Regions from separate parts of the Homo sapiens genome. Here all the other regions are linked to region 2. The links are chromatin loops, found by intact Hi-C in ENCODE. Cell type or tissue: mammary epithelial cell. All regions are shown on one strand. Links, peaks and the distances in the headings refer to the core of each region. The heading gives the core; the rest is flanking DNA.

The links. A loop is a pair of places that touch in the nucleus more often than their neighbours do. Peaks named below come from ENCODE experiments on the same cell type or tissue, not always from the same donor. Only the 100,000 strongest peaks of a DNase experiment are listed, where the experiment ranks them.
Region 1: a loop joins it to region 2, with 4 times the contacts of the local background. A loop is called at or near these places in 2 of 110 quality-filtered maps.
Region 3: a loop joins it to region 2, with 5 times the contacts of the local background. A loop is called at or near these places in 2 of 110 quality-filtered maps.

What each region holds. Positions count from the first base shown.
Region 1 is chr2:17,143,707-17,151,436 of GRCh38, forward strand. No RefSeq gene overlaps it. Among named protein-coding and RNA genes, the nearest start is that of LINC01866, 180 kb to the left of the region's middle. In mammary epithelial cell, for the core only: a CTCF peak has its summit at 4,796 (motif pointing left); no DNase peak of the experiment used is centred there.
Region 2 is chr2:17,306,416-17,314,145 of GRCh38, forward strand. No RefSeq gene overlaps it. Among named protein-coding and RNA genes, the nearest start is that of RAD51AP2, 210 kb to the right of the region's middle. In mammary epithelial cell, for the core only: a CTCF peak has its summit at 3,524 (motif pointing left); a DNase peak (open chromatin) is centred at 3,496.
Region 3 is chr2:16,897,100-16,904,829 of GRCh38, forward strand. No RefSeq gene overlaps it. Among named protein-coding and RNA genes, the nearest start is that of LINC01866, 66 kb to the right of the region's middle. In mammary epithelial cell, for the core only: a CTCF peak has its summit at 3,500 (motif pointing left); no DNase peak of the experiment used is centred there.

The DNA of each region.
Region 1 (7,730 bases), core at 1,840-6,839, 160 kb before region 2:
CATCACACTATTGGGAACAATGTACAATTTAACACTTATGATTCTTTGTTTTTTAATAATTTTAATTTTATTTTAAATACAAGGGGTACATGTGCAGGTTTGTTACATGGTTTTATTGTGTGATGGGTTTGGGGTACGGATACCATCACCCACGTGGTGAGCATAGTACCCAATAGGTAATTTTTCAATTCACAACCCCCTCCCTCCCACCCCTCTCTAGTAGTCTCCAATCTTTATTGTTCTCATCTTTATATTCATGTGTACTTAATGTTTAGCTCCCACATAGAAGTCAGACCATTTCCTATTCCTATGTTAATTTGCTTAGGATAACAGCCTCCAGCTGCATCCATGTTGTTGCAAAGGACATTATTTCATTCTTTTTAATGGCTAGGTAGTATTCCATGGGGTGTGTGTGTGTGTGTGTGTGTGTGTGTGTGTGTGTGTGTGTATGTATGTGTATATATATATATACATACACATATATATGTACACACATACACATACCACATTTTCTTTATCCAATTCACCACTGACGGGCACTTAGATTGATTCCATGTTTTAACTTTTGTGAATAGTATGGTGATGAACATATGAGTGCATGTGTATGTAGCCACACACCTATAACCATCTTATCTTTGACGAAGCTGACAAAAGCAAACAATGAGGAAAAGACTCCTTATTCAATAAATGGTGCTGGGATAATTGGCTATCCATATGCAGAATTAAACTGAACTTTATCTTTCATCATATGTAAAAATTAAAATTAACTGAAAATGAATTGAAGATTTAAATGTAAAACCTCAAACTAAGAATTGTTTATTATTGGGATTTTTCCATTTAATATTTTGGGACTGAGGTTGACTGTAGATAACTGAAACTGTGGAAAGTGAAACTGCAGATAAGGGAGATGCCTTATGTATTCTATAATTTCTACAGAAATGCAAAGCATTTATACAAGACATTACTACTTAAAATGAAGAATGAATTAAACGACTCGAACTCTGGTTTTAAATTTTCTGTAAAGTTACAGTATCAAAACAACATGATATAGGTAAAATGGTACACAAATAGATCAATGGAACAGAATAGAGTCTGTAGAGACCCATATATACATGATTAAATAACTTTTAGATAAAGATGCCAGGGCAATTTAATTGGAAAACGAATGTCTTTTCAAAAACTTCCACTACAACAACTTGATAACCACATGCAACAAAATCCCAGCTCTCTCTAACATTATGCAAAACAATTAATTTGAGATGATTAAAGACCTAAATGTAAAAGCTACTACTGAAATGCGTCCAGAAGAAAATGTAGGAGAATCTCTTCCCAACTTTGAGATGAGTAAACATTTACCAGATATTACATTAAGAAACTGGGAAAATTGAGTATTAGATAACAGTAAATTTGCCATCGTTAAAATTTAAGACGTTTTTTATACATCACAGGCCACTGTGATAATTGAATGTTATAATGGGCATGGAAATATTTTAAAGTATATAAACACTAAACACATTTATTTTTCTTCAATAGACAGTCTTCATACCCTTACACTCATATGTATTCTATTAGCAAACATTTATCTGTGCAGGCTATGTCCAAGCACTAAGCTAGGCTCTAAGAATAAAGAATTAAGCAAATCATGGTCTCTGCCCAGCTCAAGGAACTTGCCATCTACTAATTTACATTTACAATTCAATGTGAGAAGAGCTATTCCAAAAGTAAGTCTAGGATACTAGAGTCATTAATCGAAGCCTGTTCTAGGACTCAGAGAGTCACATCTAAATGGAGAACTAAAAGCTAGAGAGAAATTTACCAGTTGAAGAAATAAAGTGTGACTTTTGGGAGGTGGGAGAGTAGAGGGAGTTTGAAATGGAGAAGAGCTATTCCATCCAGAAAGAACAAAAACATATGCAAAGGTTCTGGGGAGAGAGAAAGATGGAGCATATGATTTGGAATGACTGAGCACAGAGCACAGTAAGGTGTGGCTGAAGACAAAGGTGAGAAATAAGCTGGATACAAAAGCAAGGATATGATTTTTGTAAATTATATTTAGGGCATTCAATTTTCATGCTAGCATCAATGGGAAGATAGTGAAGTCTTTGGTTTGTTTGCTGTTAGCAGGAAATAATGAGATGAACTAGAAATTCTCTAGTGATAATATGAAAAATAGATTGTGTTTGTTGCCAGGGGTGTGGTGGACTAAAACTAGAGTCAAAGAAGCCTGTAAAGAAACAGAAATGTACAGATGATAGGCATTCAACACTTAAACAAGGCAGCAGCAGGAGGTCTGGAGAGCAACGAGTAGAATGGGTTTGAAAGATACTTGACAGAATTTGCTTTCTAGATGTGGAGAGTGGGAAAGGGTAAAAAGTAAAGATGTCCTCCATCATTCTAGGTGTTACAAGTTGGAGAAACTGTCTCATCTTGTCCTTTGTTGCAGCATAGTCAAAAGGAAAAGTGGTGCAGGTGTCCATGGGTTTGAGCAAGAAGGAGGTCTTTGGTGGAGTAATGAAAAGATCTTCAGCATCGTGATGGGGCAAAAGATGAATTTCAGTAGTTTAAATAGTAAATAGGAAGAGAACAGGTCATACTGTTTTGGAAATTTCTAGTAACTGTGAAGAGAAGAAAAAAAGGCTGTATGTAACTAAGGGAAACAAGGAGTCAAGAGTAGAGATTTTTTTTTAAGATGAAAGATATTTACTTATGGTTAAATATATTGCAAGAAAGCCAGAAGACAGGGAGAGAAGAGTTACAGCAAAAGAGGAGAATAATTTACATAGTGATTTGTAAGGAATGTGCATATGCATGTGGGGAATGGGGAGCAGGGGGGTGGGGGGTGAAGAGAGAGAAAGGCAAGAGGTAGCTGAAACCCACATCACAGGTTAACCCTGAAGGAAGGACATCTTTTCCACTGTATCCAGAAAGCATGCTTGTATGTATGATGGACGACAGTTGAAAGAGTTCCTGCTTAGTACCCCTTTTTTTCTTATTTGTGTGTCTGTATGTGTGTGTCTAATAAGAAATGAGGCCATCTGCTAATAATCTTGGAAGAGAAATAATGTATGAAAAGTGGGCAATTTTAAAATAGACTGTGTTTAAAAAATGGGGAGGAGGCTAACTAGCAGCATATAAGTTTGCTGAGTTTCTAGTTCATGTTGGTTACCTGGAGTATATATAGCATGAAACTCCATAGATGCATCCTTTGGTTCAGCAATGTTCAGGAACCTAAGCTAATACAAAGAAGTTGGACCACTGGGCTGCTTCATAATAGTGATTTTTCTTTTTCCTTTTTTTTTGGACGAAGTTCCACTCTTGTTGTCCAGGCTGGAGTGCAGTGGCATGACCTCAGCTCTCTGCAACCTCCGCCTCCTGGGTTCAAGCCTCAGCATCAGCCACTGGAGTAGCTGGGATTACAGGCGCCTGGCACCACGCCCGGCTAATTTTTTGTATTTGTAGTAGAGACGGGGTTTCACCATGTTGGCCGGGCTGGTCTCGAACTCCTGCCTTCAGGTGATCCACCCTCCTCGGCCTCCCAAACTGCTGGGATTACAGGCGTGAGCCACCGCGCCCAGCCTGTAATAGTGATTTTTCAAGTCAATGTGGCAGAAAATAAGAAGAAAATCTGAGGCTGTTAGTAAGGGTGATTGAAATGAAAGACCCTTTTGCATAAGCTGGACACAGAAAGAAACGAAAAGAGGAGGCTGAGAGATAAAGTACATGAATGGGAGTTTTTCAGACTGAGGATCTCGACAAGAGTATAGAATTCAGTTAGTCAGTCATGGATAAGGCACCAGAAAAGGAAGAGAAGATTCTAGATAGAGAATAGCAGATTTAAATATAAGATCTTAAAGCTGAATGGTTCCTAGGTAAGGCAAAGCCTGAGAGTATGTAACTGAAGTTGGGTGGACAGAAAGTGCAACTGGGACCAATGAGGTCAAGGTTTGGAATGATTATCAGAGCAGACATAGGAATTACTCAGTATAATGGTTTGAGTGGAAATGGAGAGGAAGAGTCAAGTATGGTAGGAGGAAGAAAAGTGAGAAAAGCAAGAGGAACAATCCATCGAGGTTATTACAGGCAGACAGAACACCTATGCAAGGCCACAGACACCCAGAAGAAGGCAGCAAGTTTCAGACCCACAAGTGCTGCTGCCCGGAGCACAGGGAAGGGGAGAAGGGGAGCAAAGAGAGGGAGTCTGCAGAGACCTCGGACTTTCATTTTACATAATGGGACTTATGAAGGCATTTTCTCAACAGATAAACAGACAAATAGCTACATATTTACAAACATACTTGTCCAAACTTTGTGGACTTAAGTGGCAGGTTACATGACAGCAGAGATGTGAAAAGGCATTGTCATTACATCTGAATTGAAAAAGTCATCGAAAACTTAAATAGTGGTTATTAAAGCTTCCAAAAGGTGCTATATCCAGAAACATTCTAGAACTAGAAAGCTGATGAGAAGGTGACTTTAAAATGAATAAAGATGTTTGCAGCAGGAAATAAAAATAAAATAAAAGAGCTGCTGGTAGAGAGAGACAGAGTTGGTCCATAATTAATACGAACATCAATCTTTTTGAATGTCAGGATGAAAGCTTATTCTTGCTAAAATAATTTGATTCACTGTCTCTTAAAATAGCATACAAGGGGAGAGAAAGAAGCATGGCAAGGAAAAGGTTTGTGAAAACAATAGTGCCTAGTTTCTTCCCTAGATTCCTTTGGTGTGCAAAAGAGGGAAAGTTCTTTTATGTTAGATGCTGGGTCAGTCTGCTCCTGGCGCCACCCTCTGGGAAAAGCAGGCGCTGGTTTGAGCAGTTGAGATAGCCTCAGAGAACAGGAAGTTCCTTGATCAATGTATATTAGAAAGGAAGTCATGTTCCAGAGGTATTTCAGCCTAAAGTGCAATCTTTCCTCATCATGCAACCTAGAAGTGTCCCTGAAAAACGCTGACATTATGTTTCACATAACATCAGTATGACACATTGCATAATACAGCATTGCAATTAACTTTACTGAGGAGCTGCTATGGGGCAGGCATGTGCTTTATACATGTCACTTCCTTTAGTCGTTACATCCGCCCTATGTGGAAGACATAATCCCTATTTGGAAAGAGGAAAACAGATACTTGGAAAGGTTAAGTGTTAAATAATATATCTTGGAGGTAAGCTGCTGTCTCTGTGGCTGCGCACCCTATGATCTTTCCACCATGTCACACTGCCTTCCAAACAAGAGTCTCTTTGGTCAATGGTACTTCCTTAGAAAAGATTCAGAAAGGACATGACAAATTACATCCTGCTTCAGCTTACAGCAATGCTCTTTCCAGTTCAGTGGCTCTGCAGTGAACAGAGATCAGACCCACGACCTCAGGCTAGTAAACCAGAGCCCAGCAGCCCTTTACTACCATACCTGGAAACTAATCACCGTCAGAGAATACCCTAAAGCAGAGTGGTGATATTTGTCCTTTCCTGATGCTGGGTCTCAGTCCCACAGAGAGAGGGCCAGTGTGTCCTGGTGATAATCTTAATTCACACATTCATTCATCCAATGTGCATTTGGTGGGCACCATCTATGGGCTATGTGCTATGATGGGCATTCAGAATATACAGATCAATAAAGCAGCCTTTCTTCTCTCAGTGAACTCACAGATTAGTGAGGGCAAAATAATGAGAATCAATTATTACAAGGCAGTGTGGCAAGGGCAAAGGGAGCACTACACAACTATGGGAGTGGATAAAGGGAGAGATGCAGAGGTAGGTGAGTATGTCCCAGTGCTCTATGTGGATACTACAGACCACAGGGGCTCTTACATTCACTGTCTCCACAAACAGCTTGTGTTGGTGAAAGTGTTGCCACTTCAGAAATATCCATTTTTTCAGCTATAGGTCAATCCAGGAGCAAAGGAAAAATAAATCAATACTGAGGACTCACTTTTGTAAAGAGTCTAATGACTTTATAATAAAAGTGTTTCTACTATAAATTTGATGACAAGAAGACCAAAATATACTGGCTTGTTTACTGTTGGTTTCCAGAACTCAGTCTTCTTACAGATTTCTGAAGATACAGTATTTTTATCTGAAGACAAATGTTATCATTGAGGAGTTGCATTCGCTGTGAGCAACAGATACCAGGCAAGTAGAGGTAAAGTACCTTTCTGCTCGTTTTTCCTCATAAAAATACAAAGTCTGGGAGTAAACTGTAGTTAGAATTGGTTTCAGTTGGTTTGGATTGTTTCTCCTTGCTTTGTCCTTACAGTCCATGTTGAGGGAGCTATGGCTGTTCTGGATGTGACTTGTGCCCTGGGCTGGAAGAAAGGGAGAAGCAGAGGGAAGCGGGTACACACCCGCTGAGTTGGCCTTTCTCAGCTTTCCTGGAAGCTGCACCCAACAACTTTTGCTTCTGTCAAAAAGACAACAGCTGTGTAACTGCCCCATCTGTAAGGGATTTCCCCCATGGAGCGCTATTAATAAGAAAAAGGGGGAAGAATGACTCTAGAGTGCACAAATATTAGTCTCAGTCACAATTATCGACCTTTATTTTTAGAAAATGATGCTACTTTGGTGTTTTAGGAAAATGTTTATAAATTACTATGTGAATAAAGTTTAAGACAACAGGAAGAAAAACAAGTTAGTGTGTTCAGCTTCCCTACCAGTAACACAGAAATATTTCTTGCTCCAAAACCAGAGACCTGCAGACAAAAAGTCATGGTAGTGCTGATTTATTTGTACCAACTGATTCAATTTATGGGTTTGTATTCATTATTTTATCCTAGCCATTGCTTAAGAACCTTATGGTTATATGCTTAAGTACTGGTTCATAAACTATGTATCTTTCTTTTATAAAAATGCAAAATGTCAAAAGAAAGAGGCTTATTTTTTTTCTGCTTCCGGATATCGAGTTTTAGGGAGAAAGAAAATATAGCGTGAAGTAAAAATGCAATCTGATTTGAAGTTGGTATTCTTGGCCTAGCAATTCCAGCTAGCAAAGCAATTTACTGATTCAAAATAGTACTCTTCTTGAAGAGGAAGCTGGTGTGTATGTATTTTTATATACGCATATATACATGTGTATATATATTAAAAATATATGTATATGTTATGCATATATGTACGTATTTAACATCTCATTTAGTATCTCAAGCACATATTTTTTCTGAAACAGGTGCTTATATATTTTAGGTTTTAGTTGTTTGCTTTACTGCTGCCAAAGAACAAAAGCACTCCTTGGAGTGATTTCTCCCTTCCATCAGAAGGAGACCCCTCAATGTTTCATGTAGGAAAAACCTCCGAATACTTCTTCCCATTCCAAGTGATAAATTGGTTGACCAACTTTTTCCAGCTGAAAATACTTGATCGACTTAGTCTCTTTCTATTCTTTTAAGATCTCAGCAGTTCTAACACTTTGTAATTTCTGAGGCACTACTATATTTTGGAAAAATCTTACTGAACATGTTAACATTTAGTAAATAAAATGATTTCAGCTGAATAGCTATATTATCTATTTATATCCATTTATCTAGCTACACATAAATGATAAGACATTTGTTTATATCTATTATGAAACAGGACCTCTGCTGGCCACTGGGGCTTCAGATACAAACACATATCTGTGTGTCTTCAGTGTTGCCCATAATGGACAGAAGACTACAACATCATGCAGTAAGTTCCACGATCGAAGCACAGGGACTTGAAACTGTATTTCTGAAATATAAGTCGAGCAGGGAAGGTTGAG
Region 2 (7,730 bases), core at 1,007-6,006:
AACAAGGTTTCATTAGATGACAGCCAGGCCCACTATTTACACATTGTCTAGGACTGCTTTCAGGCAATGATGACAGAAAAGAGTAGTGGCAACACAGACCATACACAGCCTAAAAAGGCAAAGATATTTACTGTCTTACTCTTGATATATATTTTAAAAAATGCTAACTCATGGTCTAGGTTATTGCAGGTTATCCTATCTCCATGCCTACCCCAGAATTCAAACTATCTATCACACTGCTGATTAAATGGTGCTTCAAAAATACAACTCCAATTAGGTATCTCCATAGCTTAAAAGCTTTTAATGATTCAACAACAAAAGCAATTCCAAATTTCCAGCCTGCATGTAGGACCCCTCACTTTATCTTCTCCCCCATTCTCAGATGTCCTTGGCTCCTGTTCTTCTCTCTGTATGGCAGAATTGCTTTTCTTTCCTCAGGAAATCTAAGCTACAATTTGACCTGAAGGTCATGGAGGCTTGCTTCAACCCACAGAGGGCTTATTAGATCATCATTTCAACAAAGCAAACTCTCCCTTAAAGGAATTTACTTTCCAGCTTACTTTACTTACTTTATCATATAATGGCCTTGTTAGGGAAGGGGATCAGAAAACTTTACCCTTTAAGAAGAAAGGGTTCATTCGCTATTAGAGGTTACGGAAGGGCTTTTAGAGGCAATTGATTGAACAAAATTATATAATTATGAAAAATAAAGGTGTGTTTCAGAAATAACGAGAAGTTCTTGGTGGCTGCTGCGTGGTGCTAAATAGCTCCAGATGAGGACAGAAGAGCAGTGTGTGAAAAACCTTTCATGCCAGTGAGGACTTGTTACGTTTCTGTTACCAGCCAAACTCCTGATGATGGTAGGACTTTGGAAATCATCCTAGATATGAAAAATCAATCCAAGATGTCTAAGCAGAGAAATGCCAGGATTAGATTTTCCTTGTAAAAGAGAATCTGGTGATGGTGAGAAATAACTGGAGGGGGGAACAAAAAGAAAGGTAGTATGGAAGTAATTATAACAGCCCAGCTGAAAAATGGGAAAGCTTAAATTTGTGTTGTGGCATTTGGGATCAAAGATGGAATTAACAGTTAACCAGTTTTGAGGAGTCAGGATGATGAATTAATGTTGAATCTAAGGCTTCTGGTTTATATAATAAACGGACTAGATTTTGAGATTACAACCAAGATCAGGATTACAGGAGGAGAATCTCATTTGGAAGACAAGAGACAGGGGCAAGTAATGAGTTTCATTTGGACATGCTAAGTCCCATACTTGAGGTTATCTTAGTGGATCTTCCAAAGATGCCATTAAAAACTTGTACCTGTTCCTCTAATGAGAATTTGAGGCAAGAAATTGAAATATTGTCATCATATGATATAGATTATTATCAAAGATGGGGAAGAGGATTCACTACTCAATTCCTACCTACAAATAAAACTGAGATGAAGTTTGGAGAGTGACAGAAACCTTGAGAAAATTTGGCTATGTCATCAGCATTGCCCAGGAGGACACCAGGAACATCTTGATCCATGTTGGTTCCACGGACCTCAGGAAAAGGAACTGTAAATCAATCAGAGGAAGAAAAATTCGGACTCTGTCTACCAGAAACTTTAAAAGGAAATAGAACTCAAGGGGATGGAACCACTAAGAAATTAAGTTCAGGATATGTTTTTGAAAATAATACCAAAAATAGAGAAAAAAAGAGGTATTTTATAAGAAAATGTTAAGAGAGGATTATCACTAAGTAGCCCAAAGGCCCACTTAACTGAGTATCGGTAGATCTGAACAACCAAAAGATGCAAAATATTCACGTGAGACGGAGAGGTAGCTGCATCTCTGTCTCTGTTGCAGGGGGGTCATCCTAGTTTTACTAAAACTGGATGATGAGGCAGGTTTTGGTGAGCACCATTTTCAGTCTTAAAAGCTGAGATCATAAGATCAAGGTTTCTGTGACCTTGGTGAGGGAATTAGGAGCTATAAACCAGGGACATCATGACAGGCAGAGCTTTTCTACTTCACCTTACTTACTTATTTTGCTTATAATAAAAACAGCCTATGAGTTTAACTGGGGTTATAATAAAGAAGGGAGTAGGTATTAGCAGATAAGACCATGTTATGCTCCACAATCAGTCTGAAGAGAGGGAGCCTAAAGAGAACAAGTAGGTGAGGATAGTCATTAAAGGAGAAAAATAGAGGGTGAATTTCTAGGTCTTACATCAGGGAAAGGAGAGCCTGAGATGTCAGCCTGTATCTAAGAAGGAACCGACAAATAGCTCTCGTTTTATGTTAGATTTTTAAGGAGCGTATTATGGAAAGTATCAAAATGGCAAAGCAGCTAACAGCGATGAAGCTAAGGGCAAGTATAGTGTCACGTCTCTATCAGGGAAATCCGGAATCCAGAAACCACTAAAATTTCTAGAGACAAAGGGAATAATGAAATGGGTCATCATGAGATGATGGTCAAGGAATAGACACTCAGCTGGAAGGATGTCAGTGGGATAGAATTAAGGCAAGACACTCAACCGTAACTTGGCTTTTTACTTCTCCATGAAGGATGATCTCAGTTCCTTCATTCAATAAACAGTCTTCATGCATTTGTGCAAGCTACTATATTAGATGTTCAAAGAAACACACAATATCTGCACTTCAAAAGACTTACAGTCCAAGGAAGGAAACTAAAACTGAGTGAAGACCAGGCCCCAGATGGAAAGGAAGTCATGTGAGAGTACAGGGTCACTGTGAGGGATTCATGTGCACAGGTCCAGTCAAATCCCCCAGCCCCAAAGTGTGGGACAGGCCTACTGCTCCTATCTCTAAGGCACAGAAGGGGAGGAGAGAGATGCCAGAGACTGGAAATGAGCAAATGCAATCATGAAAAGAAAAAAATATATGCCTTAGCAACTGAAGACCCAGAGCTTGATATTTTTAGACTCTGGCCAGCTGGCAGGGCCAGCCAGGCTAACAGGCTCTGAGGCTGCCTCTTGGCTGCATTCTGCTTCTCTCTTCTTCCTTCCTCCCTTTCATAGATTCCTGGGAAAATAATTTTCACTCTTTCTTGTGAGGCAACAAGACACTGCCGGAATAACAAAGGCTTGGCAGTCAGATTCTCCTTCCTTCGCTTGCTATTTGTATGACTTTGAGCAAACTGCCCAACCTTCCTGAAACTCAGTTTCCTCATCTACAAAATAAGAATAAAATTTTTGCCCTCACAAATTTGTTGTGATAGTCATTGAGAGATATGTTTAGTATTTAGTTCAGTTTGGCAAATGGTAGCTGATCAATAAATTTATTAATTATGATTACTGTTATTCTTTTGCCCTCAGGCACACGCATACTTCTCTTACCACCTGCTTCTAGTCTTGCCCCTCCCTATTTGACTAGGAGTTCACACAAACATGTTTTTCTTAGCAGCTATAGCATCTCTCAGCCACCAACCCGACCGTCAGGTGGGAACTGCGGATACAGCTTTCCCAGCCTGAAGACCTTTGTACTCCACTCCTCTTGTACACTGCCCTCTGCTGACCACATACAGTTGATGCAATTGACCTTTCAGATCTTAGACGTGTCAGAATATAGGAGAGACCTTTGCCCCTGACCAACATTTAGAATTAGCTGCTAATAAACAAATCAGTTATAGTCATATAGAAAATAAGGGGACAATCACCAAAAGCTAAAACCGACTCATTTAGAAAATATTCCCTGCTAAACTAATATCATTCTTCATAATGATACCATTATAAGTCTAATTATTAGAAAATACATTAAATAGAACTGCCATAAGCACTTACCAAATGTTTCCTAATAATACTGTGGAAGTGATGTAGCACTATTAGCTGAAATAAAAAGCAGACAGGAGGCTCTATGGCATGGTTGGATAATCACCATAGAACTTAAGTGAATGAATTTTGAAAATTGTACAAAGGCTTCATCAACGGCCCTATCCCCATCAACATCTTTATAAATGACATGAATGAAAATATAGGCATTTTATCATATTTTCCAATGAGACAATATTAAACAGAATGGTTTATGTGATACAAAGAATCCATCTTCCAAATAATCTCATGAAATTCAATTTAATAAATAGCTATTGAGTTACTTCTGTGTTCAAAGCACTATAATATTGTTCTAGGCACTAAAGATAGGCTGACCAAAAATAAAATGGCTATCCTTATAGAGTCAATGTATTATGAAACCTGAAAATTCAGATTTTAATTTTGAAACAACTGCATTAAAACATTCGAAACCAACTCATTTTTCTAAATGGCATATACAAAACAGAAACAGAACTAATAAGAAAGAGATAGATAGATAGATAGATAGACAGACAGACAGACAGACAGACAGACAGACAGACAGATAGATAGATAGATAGATAGATAGATAATTATAGGAATTGGCTCACAAGGTTATAGAGACTGAGAAGTCCCACAATCTGCTGTTTGCAAGCTGGAGAACCAGGAAAACCACTAGTATAATTCAGTCCTAGTCCAAAGGCCTGACAGTCCTTGAACAAAGACCCCATCAATCAACAAACCTATTCCACCCAACGCCTTTATAAATGACATGAATGAAAATAGAAGACATTTTTACCATATTTTCCAATGACACAATATTAGGCAGAATGGCTCATGTGATACACTGAATCCTCTATCTATATCTTATTGGTTCTGTTCCCATTTTGTATAAAAATCTGAATTTTCAGGTTCCACAAGACATTGACTCTATAAAAGTAGAGTTCCTTTTTGCCAGGGGCTTCAATATTTGAAGTCAGAAAAAGGATATCCCAGCTCAAACAGAGAAACCAAATTCACCCTTCCTCTACCTTTTGTCCTATGTAGGTTTCAACTGATTGGATGAGGCCTGCCCATATTAGAGAGGACTCTCTATTCAAGTCACCAATTCTAATGCTAATCTCTTCTGGAAACACTGTCGCAGACACACACAGAGATAGTTTTACAAGCTATCAGGGCATCCTTCAGCTCAGTCAAATTGACACATAAAATTAACCATCACAGCATGTTTCTTGGTTGACAGGAAAATTAATAGAAGCAGTATGTATGTATGCACATGCATTGCACATGTGGACATATTTGTGGTAGAGATGCAGTGGCAAGTTACTTTTCTTTTTTCAAATATTAGAGATACGCTATGTCCTTCAACATAATGAACCATGGTAGATACAGTTTTTCCTGCAAGTATGCTCCCCTTTCATTGTGTCTTCTAGTAATAAAATCCTTCTGTGGGGAATCTATTTTACATGGTCCTGGTACAGCTAAATGCTTATGCTCACCCTGTCCAAATAACACCTAGACCCCCTCCTGGGGTGTCATATGATGCAAACCTGCTCAGAGTCCTCCACTGGATTTTTGCTCATACTATTAGAGAAAAGGCACTTGCATTTCTCTGAGATTCCAACTTTAAGGCTCACATAAGCCAGGAGCTACTAAGGATCATGTCTCCCACCACTTGGACAGAGCCTGACAGCAAAAAAAAACTAAAACGGAGAAAAGAAAAGCTTAGAGTTTTAAAGAGATGGATTGCTCTTGATGTGGTTTGAGTGCCTTGATCCTCCAGAACATGATGCTAGATTAGTCATTGAATCTTTCTTACAAATTTTCTTTTTGTGTCATGTGGTTTGTGTGGGTTTCTGTTATTCACCCTAAAAAAAATCCTGATCATCATTTTCACTAAACATTAAGTGCCTTATAAATTGTGTCTTCCTTACTGATCTCTGTAACCCAGTGCCAACATAAATTCCTAGTAGTCAGTAATTGCTAGATTCAGTTGAAGTAAACCAAAGTTTTAAGGAGGTTAATTTTGATGCAGTTGAGGGCAGTCTTCCTAAAGACTGGCACAGTTCAGCATCAGTACCAATTCTAGCACAGAAAGCATCAATATCAATGTTCAAACTGAGATTGTGAGGCTGCTGAGAGTCAGGACTTGGGGAAACCACCCTGTAAGTGACTTAGGGTCCCTTCTAGTCCAGAAGTTAAACAAAATACCCTTCATGGTGTTTTTATATCAGTTTTCATGGAAATTAGCTAATCTTTTGGCCTTTTATTCATTTGCTTTAGGCTTTAGAACATATGAAACAGTAATCATTGAAAAAGGTTGGCATAAGGCAAGCTGAAAGAAAACTGAAGTAGTATTGAGAATAATGTGGTTAGAGTCTCAACTCTGGCTGAGATTCTGAATGTTCACAGGCAAGGTACATAAGGCTTCCCATTCATAAAATGCGCACATATTCCAAATCAAGAGATTGTACTTAAAACCATCTAAAAAAAGAGCAAAAATAGAACAATATTTAGTCATATATTTGCGGGCCGTCTAAAGAAAAACATGAGGAAAAAACAAAAGATAGAAGAAATATAAATATAAATGGAATATTCAAGGGCAGTGGCTGTCAGGAACCAAACATGTTTGATTTCTTGATATCTAGGTAGATGCCACCATATCAGTCACACATTGCCATATCAAAAAGTTTCTATAATCAGGCCAACTTTTAAAAAGAATGTTTAATTAGACTCAATTAGAACGTTTAATTTTATGGTCTTGACTATCCTCTCAATTTCACATTTTGCCTGATCATTTTGTTTTTATTTGGGACATAAATACAGGTATAAATTAAAATCTGACAGCAAAGCAAAGGTTAAAGATTCTTTGTTATATGTAAGCCATGAAGCATCTTTGGCACCAAAACTGAGACTGAGTAGAGATCAGTATGGTCCTGAATACATGATCACCTCTACATTGGCTTAGTGGATCTGCATAAAGGTTCTGCAATGTTCCTATTCTCAAGGACCATTGTTCAAGTTCTTAATCTGCTTAGCTGCTCATTTATGTATGATTTACAGTTTCCTTTATTGCCAGGCAACTGCAGCAAAACTAGTTTTTTGTCTTTAGAAATTGTTTTGCTGCAGTAGGTAACGCCAACTCTGACAATGCTATTGCATCCCTAATATGATTTGTGATGTGTGCTGCAGCGAAATTCTGCCACCTTTTCTGAGTAGCAAAGTTGACTCATATCTACTCAAATAAAATAATGTCCCCATGTCCTCACTGAAATGTGTGAGTCACCATGATATTTCAATAATCATCGAACTTTTTTGTACCTAGCTGTCACCTGACATTCCATGTCACATGCACAGGTCAGAGATCACAAGGTAGAAAGGAAGAAAGGAGGTGGTACGTTTGGAGGAGGGGGTGGATGGTGGAGGAAAGGAGACATCTTTCAGTGTATAAGGCTATGAGCACCTAATTTTTATAAGAAAATCCTCAATTTCTAAAACAAAACCAGTCTTGTAATCGCCTATTCTTCTACTCTGAAAAAGAAGACAAACATGCTTACTGGAAAGAAAAGAGAAAATGGTGCTACATAATTTAATTTCACTTTCTAACCAGTCTTCTTTTGTCACATCCTATATATAATCATGTGAGAAAATCATTTTAAAATGGTCTCAAGTAAAAGGAAAAGTACAAGATGAAAATTTATGTAAGGCTGAGGGTGTTATTTCTCTCCTTTGCAAAGCTGTCTTATTGTCATATTGCTCTTAACAATAAAAAACAAAAAGATTTTCAGACATAAGCAAAAAAACGTTGCTTTTGACTGCTATTTTCTTAGTAATATGGCAAATATTTGGAGGGGTAACATATACACACAAAAATAACATATGAGTCAAAAACCATTCCTGTGGGAAGTACTTTTAAAAGTATATAATTAACCTCA
Region 3 (7,730 bases), core at 1,024-6,023, 410 kb before region 2:
CAAAATACATATGTATGTACAAGCTGTGAAATACAAACTGTAACTTTGGTGATTCTACATATGAGTTAAGCGCTCCTATATTTGCATTTTAAACTGGCATTGCATAAAATAAGGATAAAGGTAAAATTCACTCTAAGAATTTATTTTTTGAAATTTTTTTAACCTAGAATGCCATTAAATACCAAATATAAAGTCCGGTGGCAAGTCAAGAGACTGTGGAAGAAAGGAAAATACTTTACATTTAAATGTCTTTAAAGGACTTCTTTCCTTCATTTTCAAAAGAGACTGCAATTTCATTTTGCACTGGGTCCCACAAATTATATGAGCAATGCAATGACTGATCAAATTGCTCTGTGAAACACACACTGGCCGAAGTACGCATATATAGTCCCTCCAACCACTAATATCAAATTAAACAAGTAAAATGAAAGACTGATCCCTTGTTTTGAAAACCACAGACTTTCCTAATAAGAGTAAGATTCTAAAACCTTCCTAGTAATGGCTTCAACTCACCTTAATAATTTAAATTAAATACTAGTCAACATTTGCAGTGGCATTGCTTAAAGAACTAAAATAACCAATTTGCTTCTCTTAGGCCCAATTTTAAAAATGCTCCAAGGAGTTTTTGGAGCATGGGCCAATGGAAGCTTCCTCAAGACCAGAGCTTCCATCCTATTTTTTCTTTTCTTTTTTATTTATTTATTTTTGAGACAGAGTCTTGTTCTGTCGCCCAGGCTGGAGTACAGTAGCATGACCTCAGCTCACCACAACCTCCGCTTCCTGGATTCAAGCAATTCTCCTGCCTCAGCCTCCTGAGTAGCTGGGATTACAGGTGTGTGCCACTATGCCCAGCTACTTTTTGTATTTTTTTTTTCTTTTAGCAGAGATGGGTTTTTGCCATGTTGGCCAGGCTGGTATTGAACTCCTGATGCCAGGTGATCCGCCTGCTCCGGCCTCCCAAAGTGCTGTGATTGCAGGCATGAGCCACTGCACCCAGCCTTCCTCCCCATTTTCTAAGCAATTTGCACACAAGAAACAAGGGAGCAGAGATTTATTCATAAGCTTCATCTCGACTTTAGGCCTGTGTGCTAAGAAGACAATTAGACAATTTCTGAGCTACATCCTCAGAAACAGGAGAAAAGGACAGGAAATCTATCAGGAAGATATTAAGCAAGAAATTCCAGAACAATGGTGATAAGAATTTGGTAGGGATTCTTGAATCTCTGCATATTCCATCAGTTTATTTTATTTTTAAATTATTTTTAGTTTTTTTTTTTTTTTTTTTTTTTTGTAGAAATGGTTGAGGGGTGGGGGGTCTCGCTTTGTTGCCCAGGTTGGTCTTGCACTCCTGGGCTCAAGCAATCCTCCCCCATCAGCCTCCCAAAGTGCTAGGATTACAGGTGCATTTCCTTCCTTCCTTCCTTTCTCTTTCTTTTATTATTATTTTTTAAAATATTTTGTTTATTCTCTCTTCAATCATTACCAGTCAAGTCACCACAATGAGAGTTAAGGGTGTGCTTGCCATAAGGAATAATAACTCCCAGACTTGGGAGGGGAGAAACTTCACCAGAGAGTGGGCATGGCAGCTGCGGTAGATGAGAGAGGCAGTGTGGGTCAGGCCATCCCTGAACTGAAGGCAATGAGTCTACTCCTCTGGGGCCAGAGACTGGTCTTTCTAGCCCTGCAATCCATGTCCGCAAGTCTCATTGCCTGGCATGGAGAAGATGGGAAGGAAATGTGAGTGAATACTCCTGCAGCTTCCCCTGCACCAATCCTCTACATGATTCTGACTCTGCTCCTAACAAGGATAAGCAGATGGAGGCTGGGAACACACTTCCTTAGGAGTTTAATTTATTCCTAATAACCATGCTGCATCGTTCTTGAACAAAAATCAATTTCCTTTCTGTTTATGTCAAAACTCTCATACTCTCCTCAGTGTCTTAAAATCACTGGTGCAGAAATTTCACATCAAGATCTCATTTTGTGTCAAGAAACCCAATTGCATAAAAGCACTTCTGCTCTTGCAACATGAATTTTTATGAATTTTCTGGGATGTAAAATTCTTCACATTAAAGATCTATCATAACTAAGAGCAAAGTTTAGGCTAATGACTTAGACACTCTTATTAGGCTAAAAAGATGTAAGTATTTAAGTGAAAATAAGTAGATTTTATATGTATTTTTCAAAATGTAAATCTTATTTCAAAACCTGTTGTGACTAAAGTAGACATAACTTTGGTTGAAAAATTAGCCTATTATTGGTTTGATAGAAATAATAAAAATAACACTGAAGTAGAAGTAAATAGTAATATAACTCATTTAAACCCTAAGAAATTGGGATAGAAAGATCTACTCTGAGTTTTATCTGAGGGATCATTAACCAGTTCATTGCAGTAGGAGAGAGAAAAGAGGGAGGATCTGGGGTTGGTACCTAAAATTGCCCCCGACCATTGGTGCTAGAGGGATGCCAGTCCAGTACAGCTTGGGGCAGTAACTGCTTACCTCATCTGGATGGAATATGTCTCCAGATGATGCTGGTGATTGTCAAGGGAAGTAGACATATTCTGAGGTCACATGCAGAAATGAGAGAACCATTTCTCTAGCAGTGAAATTGGGGTATGTGACAAGGTCATACCTTGATCTGTCTGTAGACAGCAGCACTCCAGGCTCTGAGTTAGCATTTTTAACTCTAGAGATTAAATCCCTGGCTTGGGAACAGGTTTGCAAGAAAAGCACAGGCTGCAGTATAAACTAGACTAAAATGAGGCAGGTCATCCAGAAAAACATGTGGGTCCAATAAAACAAGATTGTTGCTGCTCATCAGACCTGGCACAAAGTGCGTCTTGAATAAGGTCACAGCCCACTCACCAAGTGTGTAACCAAAGTCAAGGACAGAGTAGACAGTATACATTTGGTGTTAGGTTGTATATTTATTTAATTGTGAGGCTGACATCGATAAGTTATTTGGTTTGAAAATGGTTTGGAGGCTGGAAAAAGCTTGAGAAGGAGAGCCTCATGACTAGGAGCCAAGTGGAACCTGCCCTGGGCAGGAACCTGCTGCAATAGTCCTGGTTTAGAGATAGTTATGAGGCTTTGACTTTGTGAGTAACATAATACTAAACTCATCAGCCCAACTGTATTATTCAGGTATATTTTGTCATGAGGAAGAAAATATCTCTCAAGATAAGAGGGCCCTGGATGACTGGTTGTTTCAGTTCGGTTAATTCCACCCCCTAATGGAAAGGAGTGGATTCTGGCTTGAGGAACATGTGTGCAAACAAAGGTGGGTGTCTCATTTGAGGTATCTATGAATGGTTTTAGTTACTCTCCAATCTTAAAATGCCAGGCTGTATTAGTGACAGTTCTTTAGAGGGACAGAACTAATGGAATACATACATACCAGTCAAGTCACCACATATAAAGGAAAGTTTTTTGAGTATTAACTCACAGGATCATAAGGTCCCACAATACGCCACCTGCAGGCTGAGATCATAAGGTCCCACAATACGCCACCTGCAGGCTGAGGAGTAAGGACAGCCAGTCTGAATTCCAAAACTGAAGAATTTGGAGACTTTTAGTTTACCTATAGGCTGCTTGTGTTAACCAGCTCCATTAGACCCTCTACCTTGTCACAAGGACAGAGGGCTTTCTGTATCCTGGATTCTTGCCTTGGTGTACTGGAAGAATTGGATCACACGTGGGCTTGGAGAGTGAGTGCAAAGGCAGGCAGAAAGTGGCTATCTAGGTTTTTAATAATAGAAACAGGGAGGCCCAGGAAAGAGAGAGGAGATACAGGTATTCCCGGGGTGCACCTATTAACTGCTAAAGATACGGCAAGAACAGTTATCTCTTTTCTAAAAGTTTATCTGCTCCCATACAAGGTTTAATTTCTATCACCAGGGTGAAACGGCTCAGAGTACAATGTTGTTAGTATATTTTACTTCTTGTCTCTCTAATCTTTGGCACTAAATTCTTTCCTTGTATAACACACGTGTTTAACCCATGCATACTTAATCTTATAAAACTTGTTTTTCCTCTCACGCCTAGAAACCACCAAACTCCAAATGGTCAGGCAACCAGAGCCTTGGCTGATGGCTCCCCTTTGCTAGGAACCCTTAGAGAGACCTCTGGGAGGAATCTGACTGCTGTTTTTCCCCCCAAAACAATGCCCCCTGTCAGCAGAAAGCAGCTAATACTGGTCATCTTCCATATTCTGATGGCAGTTAGATGTACCTCTTCAGAGGGGCAGAATGATATGGGAGTGCTGGGAAGGGAAGAGCATGTCCCATTAAATGATACAGAAGAGGAGGAAGGGAGGTGCTGGGTAGAGGAGGGCGTGGTCCCTGGTTATGGTTCCCTCCCCACTGACGTAGATGAGGACAGGTGCTCCTGCTTTCTCGCCCAAATGTTGCATTTTCCAAGACCACCCGGGCCCACCATGCCCCCCATCCTGGGCCTATAAAAACCTGAGACCCTAGTGGGCAGACAAACAGGCAGCCAGACTTTGAGAGGAGTATATCAGTGGAAGAAGACATAAGTGGCTGGTCGTCCAGAGGATGTTGAGAGGAGCATGCTGGAAAAAGAGCACACTGATAGGCACTGGGACCCCAGCAGGCCACTGACTGGCAGGATGAGGTGGAGTTTGACCGGGCCAGTTGGAGGGGAGCCAGGAATGCTGAGTAGCCCAACTTCATGGGAAAACCATCTCCTTTCTGACTCCCCCATCGGCTGAGAGCTACTTCCACTCAATAAAACTTTGCACTCATTCTCCAAGCCCATGTGTGGTCCAATTCTTCCAGTACACCAAGGTAAGAATCCATGATACACTAAGCACTCTGTCCTTGTGACAAGGTAGAGGGTCTAATGGAGCTGGTTAACACTAGAAGCCTATAGGTAAACTAAAAGAGCACGCTGTTGCACAGGCCTATTGGGGCTTCAGGAGCTGTAAACATTCACCCTTAGACACTGCCATGGGGTTGGAGCCCCACAGCCTGCCTGTCTGTATGCTCCCCTAGATGTTTGAGCATTGGGGCACCAAAGAAGCAAGTCATACCCCCATCACATGCTCTGTGAAGGGGACAAGGAAACCCTTCCTATTTCAATACATTCAGATGCCACCAAAGCTCAGTAACAAGCCAAGAGCTGTCTCTCAAAAGAAGAACGGTTATCTGCAGAAGATGGCAGGGACTTGTTCCAAAATCCTACAGGCCTCTGCTATGATTCACCTACGGGGGCCTGCCAAAGGCCCCAAACAGCATCACTATCTGCCACTGAATTATAAAAACAGAGAATCACAGCCCCTCAATCAATTTCCAGACTTAAGCAAGTTAAAAGCCCAGAACCCTTTGAATGAAGGGAATACCAGGTCCCCTTGAGGAAGGACCCCACTACATTACTGACAATTTATGCAGTGAATCTTTAAGCACCATTAAATCTGCTGGGTCTTATAGTCCAAGTGGCAGAGCAGCTTGCACAGCAGCCTGGACCTATTGCAGAGCCTTATCCTGTTCTGGTCCCCACTCAAAACTGGCAGCCTTTTGGGTCACTCAATAAATGGGCTGGAGTAATATATTCAAATAAGGAATGTGTTGCCTCCAAAATCCAAATATGCTCGCTGGGTGTTGTACCTCTTTCTTGGTTATAGGAGGGGCCAGATGCAGAAACTTATCCTTTATCTTAGAAGGACTACCTCAATAGTCCCCACACCACCCAACCCATAGAAATTTTACTGAAGGAGAAGGTCCCTGAATTTTAGTTATATTTATTTCCCATCCTCTTGCACACAAATATCTTACCAAGAAGTCCAGTGTGTTTGCTACTTCTTGCTCACTGGACCTAATCAGCATAATGTCATCAATGTAATCGACCAGTGTGATATCTTGCAGAAGCAAAAAGCGATCAAGGTCTCTCCTAATAAGATTATAACACAAAGCCACAAAGTTGATATACCCCTGAGGTTAGAAAGTAAAGGTATATTGCTGGCCTTGACAGCTGAAGGCAAATTGCTTCTGGTGGGCCTTATGGACAGGAATGGAGAAAAAGGCATTTACCAAGTCAATAGCTACATACCCGGTACTAGATATGTTAATTTGCCAAGCAATGAAACCACATTTAGTATAGCAGCCGCAACTGAAGTCACCACTTGGTTAACCTTACGATAATCCACTGTTGTTTTCCAAGATCCATCTGTCTTCTGCAGAGGCCAAATGGGAAAGTTCAATGGGGATGTGGTGGGAATCACCACCCCTGCATCTTTCAAGTCCTTGATGGTGGCACTAATCTCCTCAATCCCTGCAGGGGATTTACTATTTTTCTAGGTAGAGGCAGTTCTAATGGCTTCCATTTGGCCTCTCCCACCATAATTGCCCTCACCCTACCAGTCAGAGGGCCAATGTGGTGGTTCTGCCAGTTGCTAAATATGTCTCTGCCAATTATGCATTCTGGCACTGGGAAAATGACCACAGGATAAGTCTGGGGACCCACTGTAAGTTGGACCTGAGCTAAAACTCCATTAATTACCTGACCTCCATAAGCTCCTACTTTAACTGGAGGACCACAATGATGTTTTGGGTCCCCTGGAATCAGCATCAGCTCAGAGCCAGAGTCCAGTAGACCCTGAAATGTTTGATCATATCTCTTTTCCCAATGCACAGTAACCCTGGTAAAAGGCCGGAGGGTCTCCTTGGGAAAGATGGGAGAAAGATACACTGCATAAATTGTCAGTAATGTAGTGGGGTCCTTCCTCAAGGGGACCTGGTCTTCCCTTCATTCAAGGGGTTCTGGGCTTTTAACTTGCTTAAGTCTGGAAATTGATTGAGGGGCTGTGATTCTCTGTTTTTATAATTCAAATTATTCTTTTGTCCATTTGATCTAGAAGTTTTCTGCTTATATAAATTAAGTAGGAATGCAGTAGGCTTCCTACCAATTTCACTTCTGGGAACACCGTCACTAGTTAGCCAATGCCAGAGCTCTACATGAGCCAGACTACTCTGATTGCCACTTTGCCTCTGCTGTCCATTTCAGTAGCTATGCCCACCTTGCCTTTTATGGTTGAGTGCCACCACTTGGCCTCTGCCACCTCAGGATCCAATTATTTCCACTGTATTTAACATTTATAGTTGAGTGACTGCAGTTTCCACTGTTAGATCTGACATACAAAGAAGAGCAATTACAGGGCTCTTCAAAGATGCAGGTGCTGCCCTCACAAATCTATTCCACAGGATATTGGTCAAGTGTATATCTCCTGGACCTTCCCATATGGGATGAGTAGGTCTAAAGTGACTAATCTACTCCACTATCCCAATCTCCCTAAGTCTTTGGATCCCTTCCCCTGCACTAAACGAAGGGAGATGAGGCATTTCCAGCTCACTCACGATGGGCCATCTTTTAATCCATATTTCAGCTAACCAAGCAAATAAACTATCAGAACCTTTTTTAACTCCCCAAGCTGTAACACTAAATGCAGAGTCCCTTCTTAGTGGGCCCAAATCAATTAATTCAGCCTGATCCAACTCTACGTTTCTTCCACCATTATACCACACCCTTAATATCCGTTCCCATGTCTGTTCTCCAGATTCCTGTTTATATAAATTAGAAAACTCAAACAGTTCTTTTCGAGTGTAGTGCACCTCCTTATGGGTCAGACTCTCAACCTCACCTCTAGGTGCCTGCCGGGACTTTTGTCTAGTTATAAATCTAGAAGGAAACGGGGGTTTTGGGGTGGCTCCTGAA